Regions from separate parts of the Homo sapiens genome. Here region 1 is linked to region 2. A link is an interaction called in ENCODE POLR2A ChIA-PET data of the cell type or tissue named here. Cell type or tissue: IMR-90. All regions are shown on one strand. Links, peaks and the distances in the headings refer to the core of each region. The heading gives the core; the rest is flanking DNA. Region 1 overlaps FMN1 (formin 1). Region 2 overlaps FMN1 (formin 1).

Region 1 (6,345 bases), core at 937-4,936, 52 kb before region 2:
AATACTATAAACTGTATGACAATTGTCATAGAAATTTGATTATCTATGGTGAATAGTGCCTATCTGTGGCAAATGGAAAATCCTACATTTTCTACGAATCAGTGAAATATCTACGCAATAAATGAAGTACTATTTGGAACTCTACACAGTAGAGAGGAGATACTCCATTTGTATATACTGCAATTTGGCAAAAACCCAGCCCCTACATCATAGCATACTGCTGTGAACTATAATGTATTTCTTAACCACAAACCCTAAACCATACATTTCAGAAATGTAGAGGTAACAGCCTGACCAAGTAGCATGCTGTCACCTCCTTTGGTTACGTAGCCCCACTTGAGAGCCAAACAAGGGCCAGGCCCAGAGTGGGCAGGGGGCTAGCTTGTGAAACTCTGCATTCCAGTAACTTAGGATTCAAGCTGAGAAGGCAGGGCGACAATGAGAAGAGAGTGTAGGAATGAGCTGAGGAAAGCCTACGGAACATGCCTCTAGACTAGCACTTTCTGATAGAAATAGAATGTGAACCACTAATACAATTTAGATTTTCTAGTAGCCACACTCAAGAAGTAGAAGAAATATAATTTAGCTAATATATTTTGTCAGGTTATTAACATATTTATTAACTTACCTATAAATGAATATTAATCGTTTTATTTATTTAACATATCTAAAATGTTATCACTTTACCATGCAATCAGTAAAAAAAATCAGCAATAAAATATTTGACATGTTTTTTCTGCTGAGTTTTCAAAACCCCGTGTTTTACCCTCATAAGACATCTCAGTTTGGATTAGCCACATTTCAGCTTCTCAAAAGCCACATGTGGCTAGTGCTTGCCACATCGAACAGCACAATTCTAGACTGTTTTGACAAAATGAGTTAAGTAATGAAATAATTGTAACAAGCTATTTCAACAGTAGACTTTTCTACCATACGGTATTGGGAATGTTTAAGATTCCTACAATAGTATATATATTTTTATATTCTTAACTTTTTTAATAGAATGGTAATGTTTCCTTCAAATTCAATCTGTGTCATATTTTGGCTGGTTTTGTCTTAAGCATGATTTGATGTTATTCCTAATGTTACTTTTACCTCATCTGTAAAGTAGGAGCTGATGAGCTGATTGTCACTTTTACCTCATCTGTAAGTCAGGAGCTGATTGGCCGGGCACAGTGGCTCACGCCTGTAATCCCAGCACTTTGGGAGGCCGAGGCGGGTGGATCGCCTGAGGTCAGGAGTTCGAGACCAGCCTGGCCAACATAGTGAAACCCCATGTCTACTAAAAATACAAAAAATTGGCCGGGTGTGGTGGTGGGCGCCTGTAATCCCAGCTACCTGGGAGGCTGAGGCAGAAGAATTGCTTGAACCCGGGAGGTGGAGGTTGCAGTGAGCCGAGATCGCACCACTGCACTCCAGCCTGGGCAATGAGGGTAAAACTCCACCTCAAAAAAAAAAACAAAAAACAAACAAAAAAAAGAGCTCGTTGTATTCAATTATAGATCTTTTCCCATTAAGATATTCCTTGGGACAGAGTGTAGGAGTATACAATTAATCTTAGTACTCTTGGTCTCTAACATAGAGCCTAACCTATAGCAGGCTCAGAATAAATCTTTGAATACACATTAAAAGGTGAACTAAGCTAGAGAGTACTGGCTATCTGGGTTCCACACTGGAATTACGTGGAGAGTAAAAAAAAAAAAAAAAAAAAAAAAAGAAAAAAGAAAGAAAATCTGATGCCTGGCCCCACCCTGAGAGATGCTGATGATGGGTCTAGAGTTGGGCCCGGGTATCAAGATTTTAAAAAATCTCCTAAGTGATTCTAGTATGCAAGAGAGTTGAGAACCACTGTTTTAGGACTTTCTTAGAACAGCTTCCTATGGCCATACCTTTACTTCCCTGTCATAAGATCCAGTTTCCCTCATATAAATTCCCTTTCTCTGAATAGACCAGAATTGTCTTGGGAGCCCTAGTAGAGAAGAGGCTAACACATTATCCCAAATGGGGATTTGCAAATTGCTTTTCCAAGGTACCAAAGAAGATTCTCAAGGTTTTAAATCTATTCATATTTATGTCTTTTCAACAAAAAGAATAAAATTCACAATATAAGCTGGCTGCTTTGCAGACGCAGGATTCTAAGAGCATTACAGCATGCAGGTAAATAGTACCCTGACATGCACATGGCAAAATTTTCTAGAAATAGAATAGCAATTAAAAATAAAGATGGAATCCAAGTACAAATGAGCCTCATTTCAAGTTAATTCTGCATATGTAAAAAGCAGATACTATTAACTGGGGTCAGCAAAGGGAAGTAGTTCATGGTTTTCTTCAGGCTACTTAGGTTATATTTACACAGTATAATTATACAGCAATGCATTTTTTGATAAGTCACTTATAAAATCCATCTCCTATAGTCACATAGCACACAAGTATTGGTATCTTTGCTCTCAAGATGGTACTTTGTCTGACAGCATTTCTTCCATCATATATGAGGTTCTGTAATGGCTGAGAGAGAAATCTGACTTCTCCTACTTCAATACAGACAACCTTTCATCATGGAGAAGGGAGCAATGGTCTCTGCACCAAGGGAACAGCAGCTGGAATGGAGTTCCTCTGACTCATAGACTGAGAATTTCCCTGCTGATTCTCAAGCTGGTTTGGCCACACTTTATGCATTCACCCTGCTTAACAGTCTTTTGTTGATGGTGTGGTAACAAGTGGCCTTACTCAGTAATAGAAAAAGCATGTTGAGATATCCCCCAAAGGCTCCTATGTGTGTTTCCTCTAGCTTTCCAGCAGGGAAAAAAGCTGCCTGCAACAACCCCACACTTATTTTTGTTTTACATCTTAAGTTAAATTTGAGAAATTAGAATAGGAATTATCTAAAAGACATGATACTTCCATGTTCACTAACCCTGATAAACAGAAGTTCCCTACTCATGCCAAAACTGTGAAGGAAGGAAATCTGTTAAGATTTCAAAGAAAGTGTGGAGTCTCATGCATACCAGCACATCACTTTCACTGACTAACCCCCAGAGGGCTGATAGGTAGCAAGTGATTGATGGGTGACATTCACTTGGCCCTAATTTTCCTATCTGAAAAGGAATGGAAAATATAACACAAGTTTCCAAGTTGCTACACTCATAAAACCAGGAGGGTGATCACCATCCACCTGTCCAGGTTGACCACAAATGTGAAATGCATGACCACATCTGCCTTACATGTATGTCATTTGTCAGTAAACACGGGCTAAGGAATTCCTTGAGCCCCATGAAGAGACAAAAAAGTTTGTCCTCAGAGAATTTACAAAAGCCAGAGTAACATTCAAGAATTTAAAATATTAAACTGGATTTGAAAGGTGATATGAAAGCTACAGGACAACTTTATCTACCGTGAGTATGTAACCACCATGGAAAGATGGGCTAATGAAATCACCAGAGCTGCCTGTGGTCAGCCAGGATGCCAGGGGCCGTGGGCCTCAGAGAAAGATTCATGGAATGAAGGATGTTTCAGGGCCACGTGTATGTGCGGCTGACAAAGCTTCCTACCTTTTTGGAAGAACTCCTCTAGTTTGTCCTTGAAAGGCTGGAGATACTCCTTTGGGGACTCCTTGCACACCACCACCATCTGTTTCTCACTTGCTGTGAAGAGAAATTTAGAATTAGACTTAGGAACACAGATTTGCTGAGCTCCTGCTATGGGCCAGGTACTGTGCTATGCACTTGGCTATCAATTGTGCACACTCCTTGTCAACCACTGTTGGTCCAAATTCCAGGATTGGGGGGCAGGGGGAACAAAACCCAGAAATAATAAACAAACCAACAAAAATAATTAGTTCATTCTACACCACTCTTGAGGAACAGGGCAATGTACAATCCTTCCATTTTTCTTCTAGAGATCCAGAAAAGTCTCTGACCTGGGATAGGTAAAGTATTCTGCTTGTGTTCTCCCAAAGATAAAGAGAGGCAAAAACTACTTGAGGATTAGTCTCACGAAATTAAGGGCCTCAGCCCTCCTCAGATTCACACTCCAAAAGTAGAGCTTGAAAAATATATTGCAGAAATTCTCAGGCACCCAAGTTGTCTAGAACTACCAACCTAGTGATTGGCCAGGGTGACACACGCATCCCAACATGAGAACTAAGACCAGGTCGGGGAGGACCCTGTCAGTTCTTCATGCTTCCCGTTCACCTACCCTTCCTTTTAATCCTCTACTAACACAAGGGAAATAATTTTACATAATTTACTTCAGATAGACTATCTAAAATTTGTAATAGAGTACTTTTTGATAATCAGGTCTGAGGTGACTTGACTTTTTAAAAATGACCTACCTTATTGGATAGTTACGATTTGTCTACAGGGAAGCCACAGTAAATCATAGTTCACCATCACAAAAGGCAGTTAACCCAGCCAAGAGGCATCTCCCCAAGGTTCCTATGTGTTTGTGCCAGTTACAGCATGCACTGGGAAAAGAAAGGCTTCGTTTCTACAAAGCTAGAGCTGAGTCAAGATCACTTTCATCTGTTGACCATGGCTGGAAATTAGATATGTTCTTGTCCAAAAGCCTATTAATAAAGCACTGGATTTCACCATAAAGATATCATGCCACCTGGGGTTCACAAAATAGAGAAACATATACTACAGATCTTGGAGCAATTTATAAACACACAGGTAAGGTATTTTGGAAGAAGGAGGTTGGGAAGGAGATCTTTATTTACATTGGGAAATTCCTATCCAATAATTTGGCATATTTAAAACTAGCATCTCAGAACGTATACTGCAGGCAAAGCAATAAACATGTCAGTTCAGAAATAGAGAAAATGCAAAAGACACCACTTAAATGTTCTCTGAAATTAGTTATCTGACACTTTTCATTTGCAATATTGCCAACTAGATTGCAGAAATCCTAGACAACCCTGGGGACTACAAAACGGTGCTGAAAATGAAAGTACAATTTGAGGGAACCCTTTGTCATTTTCTGAGTCAAGGTCAGAATCACCTACATTTTCAGAGGTATCTAGGGATTTCTCATGATACAGGGATGCTAGGTCACAGGACAGGGGTACCGAAATTCAAGCTCTATCTATTGACATTGTTTCTTAAAGAGTTTTTATAGAGCTATCTAGAATATCTGCTATTAGCTATTCTGACAACCATTCCAAGGCTATCTAGGAAATCCTGTCCGTTGGGAGGCAAAGACTAATTTTTTAAATGACTTATCTTATTGAAAAAATACAAATCTTACCTTGAAACAACTAGAACAAATTCTATAAATCCAGTCAAATAATCATTTAAAACATTCATTTTTTCCACATTTTTTTCCTTTCTTTGTAAGCCTTTTTGTCCTCTCTACAATAACTACTTTATAGCTTCTCTGCTATTATGAGATTACCCTTCACCTCTTTTGAAATAGATGGATCTGTGGCCAAATGGTAAGTATATCCTTCCCACTACCATTCTTTTCTCAAAATAGGACACTTTGCGCTAGAGTAGTGTCCAAGGAGCGAGAGAGTAGATAGAGCTGGGATATATTTTGCAGGTGTAACAAATAGGTCTTGCTGATTCAGTCAAGGTAGGGTTGAAGCAGATGGAAGGGTAAAGGAGTGGGCAATGGGTTGCTGGAAGTGCCATTTGCTGAGATAGAGAATAGTGGGGAAGTATCTTGTTGGATTATGTTTTTTTAAGAGACAGAGGAGATCAAGAGTTAAATTTGATGCTTAAGTTTTCTCTAGTCTCTATAAATTGTAAGGCAATCTTGTCCCCTGAAAACAAAGGGGGAAAGGTACAAAAGAAGATAAAACTATTAATGGGTTCTCATCACAAATTCAACTAAATTCAAACTTCGGGGACTTGGATTATTTAAGGCCTTTTCCATTATGGCATATTTCAGCTCTATTTCCCACATGTATTTGACTAACCAAACCAAAGCTGTTCAATGTTTTCCAGTTACATTATTCGGCATTCCCAGTTCCATGTCTTCATTCATGTGGTTCTCTGCTCTGCTCTCATGCCATACATTCTTTCAACAATATCTGACAAAGTCCTGTTCATCCTAAAAAGCTTCTCTGAGATGCCAACATTGCCACAAAGCATTTTTCAATCCAATGTTTTTGCATCTTTCAAACATATCTATCACCGTCTGCACAGTGTTTATGTTTTACCTTTAATATTTATGTAAAAGTCCATACATTAATCCCTGAGAAGTCATCATGCAGGATTCATTTACTTCTCCCCAAACTTCTCTAGAGAGCTCCATGTATCTGGCGAAAGCATCAGATTTCCTTATCTTGGCTGAATGTCGTGGTTCGCACCTGTAATCCCAGTGCTTTGAGAGGCCTTGGTGGGA
Region 2 (6,091 bases), core at 2,050-6,049:
GTCAGGGACCATGCGAAGATCTGAGAACAGAGCTTAATCTACAGTCCCATCTTGATAATCTGAGAAGTAAACCAACAATTACTGTGGAGTGTGAATGAGTGCTCTCGGTGATGGATCCAGAAGAGGAGCTAGGAAAGCAAATGCAGGACACTCAAGTGTCATGGGGGGAACATTGTCAGCTAGGGTCCCCGGAGCCCTGTGATGCTCACGCACAACATGTGAGAAACTGCCGGGAGAGCCCAGATAGGCTGAATGGTATCTGTGGGGGAAGTGAGTAGAAGGCAGATGCTAAAATTGTGTTCTGTATTCTAAAATACAGGGTTTAAACTTCTGAACGAATGAAGGGTTCTAAACAGGAAGGTGACAGTTTCTGCTTTTTGTTGTAGAAAATCTCCATGGCAGCAGCTCAGCTGATTGGATGGGAGAGGAAATTTGAGGCTGGGAGACCTCCTAGACCACAGCTGTAATCTTCCAAGAGGAAAGGTAAGAGGGGCTTGCAGTGTGAATGGAGAGGGGCAAATGGATGAGGAAGCTGCTAAGGTAACAAGACCCAGAGCAACCTACTCCTAAGAGATGTTGTGAAGAGTCCAGGATGACTTTGCAGTTTTGGCGTGGATATTGGGTATAGCGAAAATACAAAATAATAAAGAAGCAAATTTGGAGGAAAAAAATAGAGTTTTATGACCCTTGCCATCCAAAAACAGCCATGCAAGGAGCACCATAGCTCCTCTCTTATTTATCTGCTAAGCTACCAGAGGTATGGGTTACTTTGAAGGCTGTGAAGCAAGCATCTGACAAATAGCTTCTCTTCCCCTGCCCTGCCCCATTACTGTTTTATCCTCTACCCACAAGAGCAAACACAGTAACTCTCTTAAATATTCCCAAGCATGGGATCTTGGACACTGGGCCTTGGTACTTCTGAATATTTATGGATTGAGTTCCTTTTGGGCTAGTCTAACTTTACATTCTAGGTTCAGTAAGAAAGAAGACTAAATATTCCCAAAAGAAGCCACAAATGAGGGATCCTTCCCTTCTTTCTCCAATGTAGGCTAATACTTCTAGGAAGGACTGCAACTTCAGCTTCTAATATATGAAAGACGTTCTGTGTCTCACATTATTTGGGTTACACATCTACAGCAGCAACTCAGCTGACGGGTGGAATGAAGCAATGTGGCTCATGTTTTTAAGAGACTAACATTTGATTTATTATCCCTAAATTTCTGAATGGTATCACCTAAGGTGTATGTGCACATAGGCGATACACATAGCATAACTGAATGTTGCAACCTGCATTCTTCGATGGAGGATTACACTAACAGAGTCTACTGTGTGGGGGCCCCAAGGCAGCTGTGGACCTTCATGAAAATCACAATAGACTGTGTATAGTGTTCTCACCCTAGGCCATGAGAAGTGTGTACCAGGCCTAATCAAACCCAGTAGAGCCTCACCTCACAACCATTACCCGGCAGCATAAGAGTCAACGGCCATCCCTAGAGGGAGTGGTTCTCAGACAGCCTGGTCCCAAACAGATGACACCTCTGTGGGCAATGGCTTTCTAAATCTGGCACTGGAGTGTAAGAGAGTTGATGAGGTGAGTGATGAGGCCAGCCTCTCCATGCTCTGATTTATAGGACTGGGCACCACAGGGCTCTTAGGAAACTGCAACGTTAAAACTATAAATGATTCATATTTTCCAGTATGTAAAACATGCTTATAGTCGACTCACTTGGAGTTAATGGCAAATAAGTTGCCAGAGAATCAGAGTGGCATAAATCAAACAAATGCTGGTTTGTGCAGGAGGTTGGTAGCAAAGGTGAAATGCACCCAGGTCTGAAGGCCCCCATCTATCCGTGCCTCACCCTCCCGCAACTGAGCCCAGGCAAGTCACCTCACCAGCACAGCATGACAGTCCTTTTTGCTGGGTTTGCGTGTTCACGAAGCCATTACAATGACCATTTATAAACATTAAAAATGCTTTTCTATCTAGATCATCAGTAGAGAAAACAAGAGTAAGTTGTGTGTTAATTACCTGCTACCATTATCTAAGTCCCGGCAATTAGAACAATAATTAGGACAGTAGCAGAAACGCATGATCTCTCCCTGCCTGTTCATTTCACCGGATCAGCCATTCCCATAGCTTAGAACAAGGGCTGCTCGGTGGTTAAGGGGTTGGCAAATTGCAGCCCACAGGCCAAAACCAGGCCACCACTTGTTTTTGTATGGCCCATGAATTAAAAGAACGATGTTTACGTTTCTAAATTGTTGAAAAAAGAGTCAACAGAAGGACAACATTTTATGACATGTAAAAATGACATGAAATTCAAATTTCAGTGTTCATAAGTAAAATGTCATTGGGGCACAGCGATACCCATTTGTTTATATACTGCCTGTGGTTGCTTTGGCACAGCAATGGCTGACTTGAATATTTGTAACATCCCGTAAGCCACAAAGCCTAAAAGACTTACTATCTAGTCCTTTACAGGAAAGGTTTGCCAACTCCAGGCTTAGAGGAGAATATTACTGTGTAACTTGGTATAACCAGCACTACCCAAGTGCTTTGATATGCCCACTGTGCCCCAATACAACCAAATGGCCTTTTCAGTGTTGAAACAGCCCATTATTAATCACTTTACTTTCAGTCATTAGCACCGTAAGAGGGATTCATTTGTTATAATAGGAAATATGACTTGGAAATAAACTATAGGATCAGTTGAGGGTAGGGATTGGTAAGGAAGGTGTCTCAAGTCAGTGGAACAAGACAGCAAGGGAACCTCACTTGACTTGATTCACAATATTCCTAGGCTTTAGAAACCTACTTTGAGGGGGGATCCTGGACCATGCTCCATGTGAGAGCAAGTCATCCAAGGTTCCCAGAACCATCATGTAGGTTTGTCGTCAACTGAGTAAACCCAGAATTCTCTTCCCAACTCCCATCCTCAGCCATTTAAGATGTTTTCCTGAGTCTAAATGTCCAGGCATCCATGGGGACTGAGGTATTCTAGAGCAGCTGTGCCCAACCTTTTTAGCACAGGGACCGGTTTCGAGGAAGACAATTTTTCCACAGGCCAGGGGTTGGGGTTGGAGGTGGGATGGTTTCAAGATGATTCAAGCACATTACATTTATTGTGCACTTTATTTCCATTATTATTACATTGTAACATACAATGATATAATTATACAACTCACCATAATCTAGGATTAGTGGGAGCCCTGATGGTCCCTCTAGCTTCCTGCAACTAGATGGTCCCATCTGGGGGTGATGGGAGACAGTGACAGATAATCATTAGATTCTCATAAGGAGCGTGCAACCTGGATCGCTCACATGCGCAGTTCACAATAGGGTTTGTGCTCCTATGAGAATCTGATGCTGCTGCTGATCTGACAGGAGGCGGAGCTCAGGTGGTAATGCCGGCTTGTCTCTCACTCACCTCCTGCTGTGTGGCCTGGTTCCTAACAGGCCATGGGCTGGTACCAGTCTGTGGCCCAGGGGTTGGGGACCCGTTTCTAGAGGACCCAAGGGACAAGGCATGGAACTCCAGTGCAAGCCGGAGAACCTTGGAAGTTTCTAGGGCTGACTGGTAACCCTGATCTGATAGCTCCATTTCTGCTTCATTTTCTACACTTGCCTCATCTCTAGATTGAGAGGGTTGGCCTGAACTGGACAAAAAAAATTCAAGGTAGCAACAGGCAAAAGAGGCCCTCTGAACCTGTGTCAGAGGACACAGGTCCTCTGAACCCATTTTACAGTCTCACAGAGTCCTAAGCCCTGGAAAGCTGGGCAGGGTCGTGGGGCTGCAGAGCCCCGGGAGCTTATCTATGGCTTCGAGACCCCAAGAGTCACTCAGTTACACCCCGGAGTTCTGGGTCTTCAAAGCCTATGGAACGGCATCACAAACAACAGAGCAAGCAGCCATAGATAGTGACTGGAGAGAAAAACAAGCATGTACAGAGTGAGGGTGAGAAAAAGCCACATTTGGGCAGAGCAGGTGGAGAAGTTTGGGGAAAAGCTAGCACATTCAGGCTGCACTTACTGGATATGACCTTTAGGAAAATAAACTTGAATTCTGTGACTCTGATATCATCTTTTTAACTTCATCAAGAGAACCTTAAACAGAACAATGCCTTCTTCCTTCCTCAGTTACCCTTTTGGTCAAATTGTTTAGTCTAGGAGGAATTAACAAGTTGCTAGAAAAAGAAAGGGGAGTCTCTTGGGGTGGGGGAGGGGGGTGAGACACACTGTATCCAACAGCACAAATCTCAGCGCTGCTTTTCCCGGCAGCAGGGTCATCCTGCTGCATGCAACAGGTCACAGGAATGACGGTGTTGTGATTTAGCTGGCTGCACATTTAGATTTGGTTATTCTGAGCTGGGAGACAAGAAGACAGAAATTGCAGTTCTCCTTTTGGCCTAACAGAAAAATGTTAAGTATCCTTACTGCTCAGGTTTATCCAGCAGCTTCAGTTCTTCTTCTTTGGATGTCTCGTAATACTTTCTTATTTTAACCAGCTCATCCTCTTGGGCTCTCTGTATCAAAATAGAAAACAAAACCAAAAAAAAAAAAAAAAAAAAGGGAAGTGAGACTCTGGCTATGGCAGTGGGTCTCAAAGTCTCGAAGTGTGGTTCCTAGACTAGCAGCATCAACAACATCACCTGTCACTTGTCAGAAATGCAAATTATTGGCCCACCCTAGACACAAGAACTTGGGGTGTGGGTGGGGGTGGGGGGATGCAAGCCCACTGGGTGATTCTGATGCATGCTCAAGTTTGAGATTCAATGCAAATGGACCTAACAAGTACACGCAGCTGGACACAGAAGTACAGCTATTTGAGCTCTACTTTTGAATCCCCCATCTCTTCCTCTGTAAGGAGGCTGGGGGAATATTGTTCTTAGAATTTGTTTCCTTACTCTTAGAACAGCCCTAAATTATATGAACTCGCAGCTCTTTCATTTCTAGTCAACAACGTCCCTTTTTCCAAATTTCGTAAGCACTCATTGTCTGTACCACTTATTTTGGCATTGAGTCACTTACTTTCTCAATTTATCCAACTATTTCAGTTGAATGAAGCTTATCTCTACTGTGAGCTAACAAGCGGCAACCATGTGCTTAGTCCTGAGCTCATGGTAACAACACAAAGCATCTGGAAGGTACTGCCTTTGACAAAGTTCTTTAACATGAACCACTGTATCCTCATTTTACAGATTATTCCACTGAGGCTTGTACTAAGCAACTGTTAAAGAGCTTCAGACTTGGAACTCCCTCTTTCTGCCTCTATACCTTGCTGACCTCCAAGTATTCAAGTGCATAATTAGCTCCCAATGGCCTGGTATTTGTGTACTTTCTGGTTTATTAACGAAAGCTTTACTAGTGGAAACGTGAGAAGTTCCGACCCACTTGTACTAAGTAGCTCCTGATACATATAAAGATGTGAAAATGAGCAAGGAATTGGTGATGCCACCAAGCCTAGACTATTAGACTATGGAAATCTTCTGTAAGAAACTTAAGGTCCCAGGGGACATAAATATGAAACGAATCATCTTTTGAACTGGTGACCACAGTACACTATAGAGCCCTAGACAGCTTCCTGGGAAATACCATTACTTAAGAGAATGTGGTTCAATCTATGTTTTTGTAGCCTAACAGTCAGTGAACCAAAACAATGAACAATCATGGGAATTCTGACTCTCCTGTGTTGTCTTCTCAAGAGAGCCTGACAATTCTGCTGGTTATGTCCACTTAAAACCCAAATCAAAAACCTTATATGTGTACAGTCCTGTTGACTTTCAAAATACATTGCTACTGCTACATATATTAAATCCTCATTTGACTAAAAAAAAAAAATCAGAGCCTACTATAATCCCCGCTATACTGATGATCACAACGGGATTAAGAAGTTTAAGTAACTAGCCCAAGGTCACTTAGCAGGCAATGGTAGACACAGCTGGACCTCAAACCTAAGACTGTCTCATTCTAAATCCAAAACACATACCTACCATTCTACACACCTTCCCACATTCAATATCATCAACTCATTTGGACTAAGAGTAATCATCCAAGCTGGTATTAGCAGTCCCATTCTTCAGAAGTAGACAC

Evidence for each region. Peaks named below come from ENCODE experiments on the same cell type or tissue, not always from the same donor. Only the 100,000 strongest peaks of a DNase experiment are listed, where the experiment ranks them.
Region 1: POLR2A ChIA-PET joins it to region 2 with 6 read pairs; 6 of 35 experiments call an interaction of 5 or more read pairs at or near these places.

The regions. Positions count from the first base shown.
Region 1 is chr15:32,853,467-32,859,811 of GRCh38, forward strand. FMN1 (formin 1) reads right to left here. Exons shown (of 21, transcript NM_001277313.2): 17 at 3,549-3,641. Among named protein-coding and RNA genes, the nearest start is that of GREM1-AS1, 140 kb to the left of the region's middle. RefSeq lists an enhancer at 3,314-4,212. In IMR-90, for the core only: a CTCF peak has its summit at 2,776; DNase peaks (open chromatin) are centred at 2,685 and 3,465; H3K27ac peaks cover 3,076 bases.
Region 2 is chr15:32,904,055-32,910,145 of GRCh38, forward strand. FMN1 (formin 1) reads right to left here. Exons shown (of 21, transcript NM_001277313.2): 12 at 4,436-4,524. Among named protein-coding and RNA genes, the nearest start is that of GREM1-AS1, 190 kb to the left of the region's middle. In IMR-90, for the core only: no CTCF peak of the experiment used is centred there; DNase peaks (open chromatin) are centred at 4,287 and 5,587; H3K27ac peaks cover 2,206 bases.